Regions from separate parts of the Homo sapiens genome. Here region 2 is linked to region 1. A link is an interaction called in ENCODE POLR2A ChIA-PET data of the cell type or tissue named here. Cell type or tissue: MCF 10A. All regions are shown on one strand. Region 1 overlaps ZNF589 (zinc finger protein 589). Region 2 overlaps UQCRC1 (ubiquinol-cytochrome c reductase core protein 1).

Region 1 (5,000 bases):
CATGGTGAACGCCGTCACAAAAAAGTTCCTGTTGTTTCCCATGATTAGATTCAGATTATACACTGCACTCCATTTTTACTTATTACATATTTTACTTTAATCCAAAAAAACCCACAGCCGAATCTATTCTATATATTATCGCAACAGAGAATCTTCCAAGTAGGCATCCAGACATCCTCAGTGTTGTAAATATCTACAATTATACTAAAATTATCCTCTACCATAATCACATAATGCCATAAGCATTTGTTTCCACTGAGAGAACAGTCTTTATGACCTATACGGGAATGCTCTTTGTGACTTTTCCTTTGAGAAGAAAGGATGGATTGAGATAGGAGTCACTTAGTCTCGATGTCCCCCAATGTAGAATGCAGTACAGAATAGTATTGAAGAATGTGCATAGGAAGCCTTCATTTGAGTTTCCCCACTCATAAGTAGATATTTACTAGAGGAAGATTACATGCCAAGTTCTACCAGAAGTGAGGATTCATCAGTGGAGAAGACAGGCACAACTGACTTAAAGAAGGCTGGCTCTTGGTCCTCCAATCCAAGACCTGCTCTTCCCTGTTTTCCACAAGTCGGCAAATACAGTAATGTTACCATTTAGCTGCACTTTCCTAAGAAATATCAAAATTAAATTGCAACTGTTTCTAACCAGCTGAAGATAACAAACAACCATGAACTTTTTGTAATCCAGGAGGCCAGACCCTTTATCAGCCTAACTGAAGACCCTTGCCTAACTAATAAATAGAAGAATTTTTTTTTTTTTTTGAGACGGAGTCTCACTCTGTCGCCAGGCTGGAGTACAGTGGCATGATCTTGGCTCACTGCAACCTCTGCCTCCCGGGTTCAAGTGATTCTCCTGTCTCAGCCTCCCGAGTAGCTGGGACTACAGGCGCCCGTCACTCCACCCAGCTAATTTTTGTATTTTTAGTAGAGACAGGGTTTCACCATGTTGGGCAGTATGGTCTCAATCTCTTGACCTCGTGATCTGCCCGCCTCCGCCTCCCAAAGTGCTGGGATTACAGGCGTGAGCCACTGTGCCCAGCCCTTTGTATTATTCATATTCTTGCAACTTTTCTGTATATTTGAAATGATTTCCAAATCAAAAGTTTGAAGAGGTTGAATGAAAATATAGGTCCTGCACAGCACATCTTGGGGAGAAAGACTTTAATCATTGAGAATGATTAATGGGCCAGGTCTTATCATAAAACAAGAGCCCAGTCAGCCCTTCCTATGACTCTTCTGACTGGAAACTTTCTTTCTTCAGCAGAATCAAAGCCAGAAGTCCATACCTGCCCTTCTTGCCCTCTGGCCTTTGGCAGTCAGCAGTTCCTCAGCCAAGATGAGCTACACAATCATCCTATTCCAGGTTTCCATGCAGGAAATCAACTCCACCCAGGAAATCCCTGCCCAGAGGATCAGCCACAGTCACAACATCCTTCTGATAAAAATCACAGGGGGGCTGAAGCAGAAGATCAACGAGTGGAAGGAGGCGTCAGACCCTTGTTTTGGAGTACAAATGAAAGGGGGGCTTTAGTGGGTTTCTCTAGCCTGTTCCAGAGACCACCAATAAGCTCTTGGGGAGGCAACAGAATATTAGAGATACAGCTCAGTCCAGCCCAGAATGCAAGCTCTGAGGAAGTAGACAGAATTTCCAAGAGGGCAGAAACCCCAGGGTTTGGAGCAGTCACGTTTGGGGAGTGTGCACTAGCTTTTAACCAGAAGTCAAACCTGTTCAGACAGAAGGCAGTCACAGCAGAAAAATCTTCAGACAAAAGGCAGTCACAGGTGTGCAGGGAGTGTGGGCGAGGCTTTAGCAGGAAGTCACAGCTCATCATACACCAGAGGACACACACAGGAGAAAAGCCTTATGTCTGCGGAGAGTGTGGGCGAGGCTTTATAGTTGAGTCAGTCCTCCGCAACCACCTGAGTACACACTCCGGGGAGAAACCTTATGTGTGCAGCCATTGTGGGCGAGGCTTTAGCTGCAAGCCATACCTCATCAGACATCAGAGGACACACACAAGGGAGAAATCGTTTATGTGCACAGTGTGTGGGCGAGGCTTTCGTGAAAAGTCAGAGCTCATTAAGCACCAGAGAATTCACACGGGGGATAAGCCTTATGTGTGCAGAGATTGAGGCCGAGGCTTTGTAAGGAGATCATGTCTCAACACACACCAGAGGATACATTCAGATGAGAAGCCTTTTGTTTGCAGAGAGTGTGGGCGAGGCTTTCGTGCTAAATCAACTCTCCTCCTACACCAGTGGACACATTCAGAGGTGAAACCTCACGTGTGTGAGGAGTGTGGGCATGGATTTAGCCAGAAGTCGTCGCTCAAATCACATCGGAGAACACACTCAGGGGAGAAGCCTTATGTGTGTGGGGAATGTGGGCGGGGATTTAGCCGGAGGATAGTCCTCAATGGACACTGGAGGACACACACGGGAGAGAAGCCTTACACGTGCTTTGAGTGTGGGCGAAACTTTAGCCTCAAGTCCGCTCTTAGTGTACATCAGAGGATACACTCTGGGGAGAAGCCTTATGCATGCACGGAGTGTGGGCAAGGCTTTATCACGAAATCACAGCTCATCAGACACCAGAGGACACACACAGGAGAAAAGCCTTATGTCTGCGGAGAGTGTGGGCGAGGCTTTATAGCTCAGTCAACCCTCCACTACCACCGGAGTACACACTCCAAGGAAAAACCTTATGTGTGCAGCCAGTGTGGGCGAGGCTTTTGTGATAAATCAACTCTCCTCGCACACGAGCAGACACATTCAGGGGAGAAGCCTTATGTGTGTGGGGAATGTGGGCGGGGATTTGGCCGGAAGATACTCCTCAACAGACACTGGAGGACACACACAGGAGAGAAACCTTACGCATGCATCGAGTGTGGGCGAAACTTTAGCCACAAGTCCACTCTCAGCTTACATCAGAGGATACACTCGGGGGAGAAGCCTTATGCATGCGTGGAGTGTGGGCAAAGCTTTAGGAGAAAGTCACAGCTCATCATACACCAGAAGATACACTCGGGGAAAAGCTTTAGAGGTGCAAGGAGTGAGGATGTGATTTTAGCAACAAGTCAGCCATCAGCCACACCAGCGGAAATGCTTAGGGAGAAGCCTTGTTTGTAAGGTAATGTGGACAGAGCTGTACGTGGACATCATTACTTGTCACGTGTCAGAGGACACACTCGGGAGAAACCTTCATGGAGTGAGAGTAAGGTGTTGGCTGGAAGTGGCCCCTTAAGAGATACTTGGAGTCAAATCTATCCACTGTACGCCCACCCCACTCTTGTTCTAAGAGCTTTGGGGACAGTCTTTTGACCCCTTACATTCCTTTAGATGTGAAGATGACAGAGATCTAACTTCTGAGAGCAGAGGTGTCAAGTGACGGTCCCCTTGGAGGAATGGTCTTTGCATCTGACTACTTCCTTCTGCAACTGTGTTCTTCCATTAGCTTCCATGACACTCTCCTGCTTTATTTTTTTCTACATCTCTAGCCTTTGCTGTTTCCTCTCCTACCCCACCTTTAGATTTTACTCAGAGTTCAGTCTCCAGCCCTACAATCTGAGGGACACCTTTACCAGGTCCCCTTCCTAACCCTCCAGTCCCAAATCCAAGATTCTTTAACCACACTCTAAAAGTTCTTCAGACTCAGGACTTAAACATAGCCACGCCACCTTGGCCTTCAATGACAGGGATCTAGCAATGCTGCATCATCAGCCTTCCAATACCAGGTTTAAGGGTATTTTAAACACAGCTCCTCTTAAATCCTCCAATCTCAGTACCCAGTGTTTTAGCCATGCTCGGGTGGCTAAATTACATCCAGGAATGGTGCCAGGGCCTTTAGCCATTTGTCTCTCCTCACACTCCAGGGCCCATATGGCCCAGGTTCTGACAGTTTGCCTTACTCCCTTGGGCTGGGGCTAGCCCTACCTGATACCCTGTGTCAATGAGTGTACCTTGGAGAGCTATCCACTCAGGCCCCAGTGCCTCTATTTGCTAAGGGACTCTGCCACAGAAAAGAAGGGGAGAGATGTTCATGTAACCTCAAAATACTTAGGCTTGGTTTTGATGCTAGAGAGGAAAAAGGACTTGGAGAGAGAGAAGGAATGGCTGGTCCAGAGGCTTTTGTCCACTCCCTCTCACTGGAAGTGGTTGATCTCCAGGGAATCCCCAAGGTTAGCCTGCTTAGGGGAAGGGCTAGGGGTACCTGGAATGTAGGATCTCCCCCATGCCTGGCCTACCACCCTAATGTGTCTGGAATTGGTGGGTTCTTGGTCTTGCTGACTTCAAGAATGAAGCCGTGGACCCTCACGGTGAGTGTTACAATTCTTAAACATGGTGTGTCTGGAGTTTGTTCCTTCTGATGTTCGGACGTGTCCAGAGTTTCTAACTTCTGGTGGGTTTGTGGTCTCGCTTAGGAGTGAAGCTGCAGACCTTAGCAGTGTTACGGCTCTTAAAGGCAGCGCATCTGGAGTTGTTAGTTCCTTCCGGTGGGTTCGTGGTCTTGCTGGTTTCAGGAGTGAAGCTGCGGACCTTTGCGGTTAGTGTTACAGCTCTTAAAGGCGGCGCGGACCCAAAGAGTGACCAGCAGGAAGATTTATTGTGAAGAGTGAAAAAACAAAGCTTCCACAGCATGGAAGGGGACCTGAGTGGCTTGCCGCTGCTGGCTCGGGTAGCCTGCTTTTATCCCCTTATCCGGCCCCACCCACATCCTGCTGATTGGTCCATTTTACAGAGAGCATATTGGTCCGTTTTGACAGGGTGCTGATTGGTGCATTTACAATCCCTGAGCTAGACACAGAGTGCTGATTGGTGCATTTACAAGCCTCTAGCTAGACAAAAATTTTCCAAGTCCCCACTAGATTAGCTAGACACGCGTTTACAAACCTTTAGCTAGACACAGTGCTGATTGGTGCGTTTACAATCCTTTAGCTAGACACAAGTTCTCCAAGTCCCCGCTAGATTAGCTAGACACAGAGCACTGATTG
Region 2 (5,000 bases), 330 kb after region 1:
TCCCCCTTTTTTTCCTGCTAATCCTGAATAACTCTGGGCAGCCCAGAAAGCACATCTATACTCACCAAGGCTGCTGGGCCCCTTCTAATATGCCCGGCCCCACAGCCTCCCCTGGGATCCACAGGGAGATATGGGGACAGCACTGGCTGGACTCCTCCACAGCCCGAGGACTCTGGTGTGGCCAGAGCTGGAGGCAGTGAAGACCATCCATGCTGCCTGCTTTCCTATTGCCCAAGGAAGGCTGGGGCTCTATCCCTTATTACTGACCCCCCAAACTATCCTGGGGCATAGTGCTATGACCTTATTCCAAGGTCAGGGTCTCCTCAGCCATGTCCCAGGACCCCCCATCCCTGCAAGGTGTGCTCCAGGTGGGGGGCTGCAGAGAACCAGGTATGTTATCACACAGGCAGCCCCTTCCCCCTAAGACTGTCACCTCCTCCCGTGCAGCCAGGGCGGGCAAGAGCAGGCCAGTGGCATGGACAGTACGGTACAGACATATGTGCACACGTGGGCCAGTCTTAGGGGAGACAGGAGGCCCAGCTGGGAGGGTGGGTGCTCAGGCAAACCTCATCAGAATTGAGGTGCCTCCAAAAGAAAGGACAGGCTGCTGTGAGAGGGTCTCTCAAAGGGTGCTGGGAGAGGCTGTTGAGAAGGTAGGAGTAAGGTTGGAATGACTCCACGTCTGGAGCTTCTATGAGACTCACGAGCAGGAGTGTGGCCCTCTGAAGCCCCAGCTCTGGCCTCCTGGGAGGAACACAGCCTAGGGCACAGCCCGAGGCCAGTGCCTACCTGCAACCCCATCAGGGCGGTGGAGCCCCCAGAGCACATCCTTCTCCCTCCCAAGCTTTCCCTGAACATTTCCTTCCCTGGCCTCAGTCACTACCTCACCCCATCTGTTTCCAACCAGGGCCTCTTTATCAGGTCCCAGCCCCACACATCCCACTGTACCCTGGACACCACCAAACTCCTCACTGGACTATGGAAGATTACCCTCCTCCAACCCACTCGTGCCTCCGCGTCTCCCAGCCCTGCTGGGAATGTAGTCCTCTTTGTGTCCCCTACAGCTGGCTCCAGTTCGTGTGGCCATGACCTCTGTTCTGCCACAGCACAGCTCACCAAGACTGATACAGAAATATGGCCTGAGAGTCCCCATGCTGAATCTCAACTCTGACCAAGTCACTTCTCTTCACAGTAACCTCCAACACACCTCCCCAGCATGGCTCCAGGGTAAAGACCAGAGTCCCTGGCTTGGTACGCAAGGTCCCTTAGAACCAGACCACTCCCAGCAACTCAAGCTCTCGTGTCCAGCACACCTGTAGCCTCTAAGGGCCAGGCTGGGCTTAGAAATGAAGCCCCATCCTCCAGGAGCTCAAACTTGACAACAGACTTGGCACTTGTTCCCCTGCCTGGGTGTTGCACCTCCATGAGCACCCAGGGTTGGGCCTGTCAGGGTTCTGCGCTGCCCAGCATCTTCTCTCCAGCCGTTCACAAAGTAGAATGATCTGCGCAATGCCCCAGTCCCGGGCCGTAGAAGGTGCTTAACAAATGTCTCCGAATTGGCAACGTATGGCAACCAATGGTGAGGGAAAGGCAGTGGGGCAGGGTGATAGTGATACAAGGGTTCCTTGGGCTACTTCCAAGCTACGATGCTGGGGGGACTTCTGAACAGCCATCTTCTAAAAGACCTTGTCCCAGCACCCTGCTTGTGACTGCCAGGCAGCGACTTCCTCAAAGGAAAATTGGGCCCCTCGCTTTCAACTTCCCCCTGGGATCCCAGAGAACCTGACTGTGGAAGCACTGGGGGGTGCAGGAGGAGCAGCCTACCTGCGCACCCACCATGGGGACCAGAGCCAAAAGAGATAACAGAGGGACTAGGTAGCTAAGAGCTGTACCAGGTCCTGGCTGCCTCAGGAAAATGGGGAGGGGATTGTCAGGCCAGCAGCTCTGGACTTGCCTGGGACAAATGTAGTAGAGGGAGGGGGCTCGGGCCCCACTGAGCTCAGGGCTATTCTTGGAGCCTGAGTCAGCGGAGGCAAAGGATTCCTGCCCTGCTTGTCCAGGCAGCAGTTAGAAACCAAATGAGAACACTATGCCCCAGGCTATCCTCCTCCCAGAATGCAGAGTAAACACACACAAGAGGCATCCTTGGAGACACCCCTTGGCCCCTTCTGGTCCACCAGGGACCACCAGGGGGTGACTTGGCACAAGGTCCACAGTGAGGGGTTTCCCACCTGAGCCTGCAGGGATTCCAGGCTGGGACTCCTACAGGGGCAAAGGCTGGGTTTACACTTCCTATGGACTCCCACAGCCCAATCTTGGGACCAGCTGGCTGAGGAACTCCCCTAAGTGGCTGAGTGGAAACATCTGGGCTCAGCTCCCTGTAGGCATCAAAGACTTCCGGCCTCAGCTGCAACCCCCACGCTTGCCCCTGGCTGAGGACACATCAGCCTGTGGGAAGGCAGGAGGATCCAGGAGCCACAGAACTAGAGGGAAGTCCTTGCTCCCCATCTACTGCCCCATGGACTCCATGCCAATGCCAAAAGAGGGATGACACACTTCTCAGCAGAGGATTTTATTGGTGGTCACCTGTGGCACAGGTTAGAGGAGCCGAAGTGCTGTGTTTGTGGTGGGGGGGGGACCACAAACCCCGGCCCTGCCCTCTTGCTTACATAGGCTTCCCGCCTAGAAGCGCAGCCAGAACATGCCGCTACGGATCCGGTTGTAGTCTGGGAGCTGCTCAATGGGGCCTGTGGGGATAGGGTGGAGCGTCAGGGTGGGGTACCTGGCCTGCACAGGGACACCTGGCCCTGTGCCGCACCCAGCTCGGAGATGCTGCCCAGAGCAGCACAAGACAGGCTTTGAGTGGAAAGAGAGGAGAGAACATTCCCCCAGGGGTGCTGAGCCTGTCCCTTCATGTTCTGGCCCTTGAAGCCCCACCCCACATGGAGGTGCCCGTTACCTGACGGGTGCAGGGTATTGATGAAGGCACCTTGGCAGGCAGTCAAGGAACTGCTGGGACAGGTTTTCTGAGCAAGAACTCCCTGGCAGCCAGGGGACTGGGGAGAGCTGCTTGGGGCCTTAACTGGCTGCTCTGTAAGCTGAGCAGCAGTGCGGGAGCAGAGGTGGAAGGGGAGGCCAAGAGAACGGCCTGAGGAAATAAACAAAGAGCAGACCCCCTAGGCCACTTACCATATCCAGCCACTGCTGGGCACTGGTCATAGATGTACTTGGAGCAGATCTCACGTACCACACTGGCATCCACCTCCTGCAGGGTGAGGCAGAGGGCATACTGGCTAACGGGCACCTGGCCACCACCTCAGCCAGTCAGCATCATCCAACTAGCAGAGATCTCCCACAGGCAGCATGCAGCTGTCCCCAGCCCAAAAGAGGAAAGGCAGAAGGGATCCCTGCTATAGACCTCCATGGGCCCCGCCCATCTCCACAGCCATCAGCACCTATGCCCTGCCCTCCCACTATGCTACCCCTGCAGGTGACAGCTGCCTAGGACACCAGGGATGCCTATAGGAGCAGGCTGCGCTATGCCAGGCCCCAACCCTACACCTCCCAGGTGTCTGCCAGGCCAAGACTCCAGAACCTCTCCCAGGGGTCCATGTTACCGCAATCCGGCTTTCCCATTCAGCCAGGGGGATGCGGCGGCCATAGGTCAGGAGGCTGCGTCCGATGTCCTCACACACAGGAGTAGTGCCTTTAAGGGTGAGAGAAGGCTCAGAGGTCCACCCAGCCCAATCCTGGACCCACAGGTACACAAACAATCTCCAGCCTCAGGTTGACAAGGACCTCCCTGACCTCATGCTGACTCAGATCACAGCCCTCTCTTCTATGGTCACCTATTATGGCAGTGATGGGCTGTGGACCTGTCTCACACCTGCCTGCATCTCCAAGGGTGGGGTGATGGGGCATGGCGTGGTCTTCAAAGTTTTCCTTTCTAACCTTGGTTAGTTAGGAGCAGTGGCCACCTTGGTGCTGTCGCTGGCAAGATGTACTCTACCCCTCCCCGCTGAGCTGTAGGACTCACCATCTAGATGAGATACCAGGGCATTTCTGAGGATGTTTTTGCCCCGGGCCACCTCACTCTCCGTGGCACTGGTACACAGGCGCATCCTAAAGTGGGGGGGTGGGTGGTATTCATTCTGAGCCAGTGTGTCATCTCTCAGCCTCCCACTGTGCTGGTTAAAGCCGCCATCCCACCTAGGAATACCAGGCTGCCACTTACCACTGCCCTTGCAGGACGAACATCATGTCATCGATTTTCATTCGGTCACAGACAAAGTGTGCACCCAGCAAGCCCGTCTCTGCATAGCAGATGCTGAAGGTCTGGAAACTCTGGCATAGCTTGTTGGCCACAGCACCTGAAGCCAGTGGGCTGGACAGGTGCTGCCAGGGGGATAGGTGGTCAGCACCCACCCTCTTGTCTTCAACGCACACTGTGACCCCCACGCACAGGAGCACACAGCCCCAGCACCCTCTCTTCCCTGAAGGCGAGGTCCCATGCTCGCGCTGGCACTCACCACGCCACCACCATAAGTGCAGTCATAGTGGCCGATGATGGCATTGGCCACTTGCAAGGCCACATTGTCCGGGCTGGCCCAGCCAGGACCCTCTACTGCAATGGCCACGTGGGCAAAAGGTAGAGCATCATCACGGTGGCGGATCTGAAACAGTACATGACAAGGCTGAGGAACAGCCAGACTGCCAGGGGAACAGAAAAGGTGGCAGGTGTGGGTAGAGGGTGTATGTGTGTGAACATGTGTGCCTGTGATGCAGCAGCCACAGAACCCCTTCCCAACTGCTGAGGTATCTCTGGAGTCACCAGGATAACCATGCACATGGGGGTCCTCCCACAGGCCCCCAGCTGAGCACTACTCCTGCCCAAAAGGCAGCATACCTCACTGCCAGTGAAGCGGCATGGAGTAAGAGTGGGCACAGCGTCCTCTGCATATGTCCATGGGATGCCACCGAGGTGCTTCTGGGCGAGGTCT

Evidence for each region. Peaks named below come from ENCODE experiments on the same cell type or tissue, not always from the same donor. Only the 100,000 strongest peaks of a DNase experiment are listed, where the experiment ranks them.
Region 2: POLR2A ChIA-PET joins it to region 1 with 7 read pairs; 1 of 35 experiments calls an interaction of 5 or more read pairs at or near these places.

What each region holds. Positions count from the first base shown.
Region 1 is chr3:48,266,645-48,271,644 of GRCh38, forward strand. It overlaps ZNF589 (zinc finger protein 589), which reads left to right. Exons shown (of 4, transcript NM_016089.3): 4 at 1,271-4,346. The coding sequence ends at 2,142. Among named protein-coding and RNA genes, the nearest start is that of ZNF589, 28 kb to the left of the region's middle. In MCF 10A, no CTCF peak of the experiment used is centred here; a DNase peak (open chromatin) is centred at 1,907.
Region 2 is chr3:48,596,446-48,601,445 of GRCh38, forward strand. UQCRC1 (ubiquinol-cytochrome c reductase core protein 1) reads right to left here. Exons shown (of 13, transcript NM_003365.3): 7 at 4,907-5,000; 8 at 4,530-4,673; 9 at 4,235-4,395; 10 at 4,037-4,122; 11 at 3,618-3,706; 12 at 3,190-3,265; 13 at 2,557-2,747. The coding sequence ends at 2,683. Among named protein-coding and RNA genes, the nearest start is that of COL7A1, 3.6 kb to the left of the region's middle. RefSeq lists an enhancer at 4,587-5,000. In MCF 10A, no CTCF peak of the experiment used is centred here; DNase peaks (open chromatin) are centred at 2,056, 2,436 and 2,806.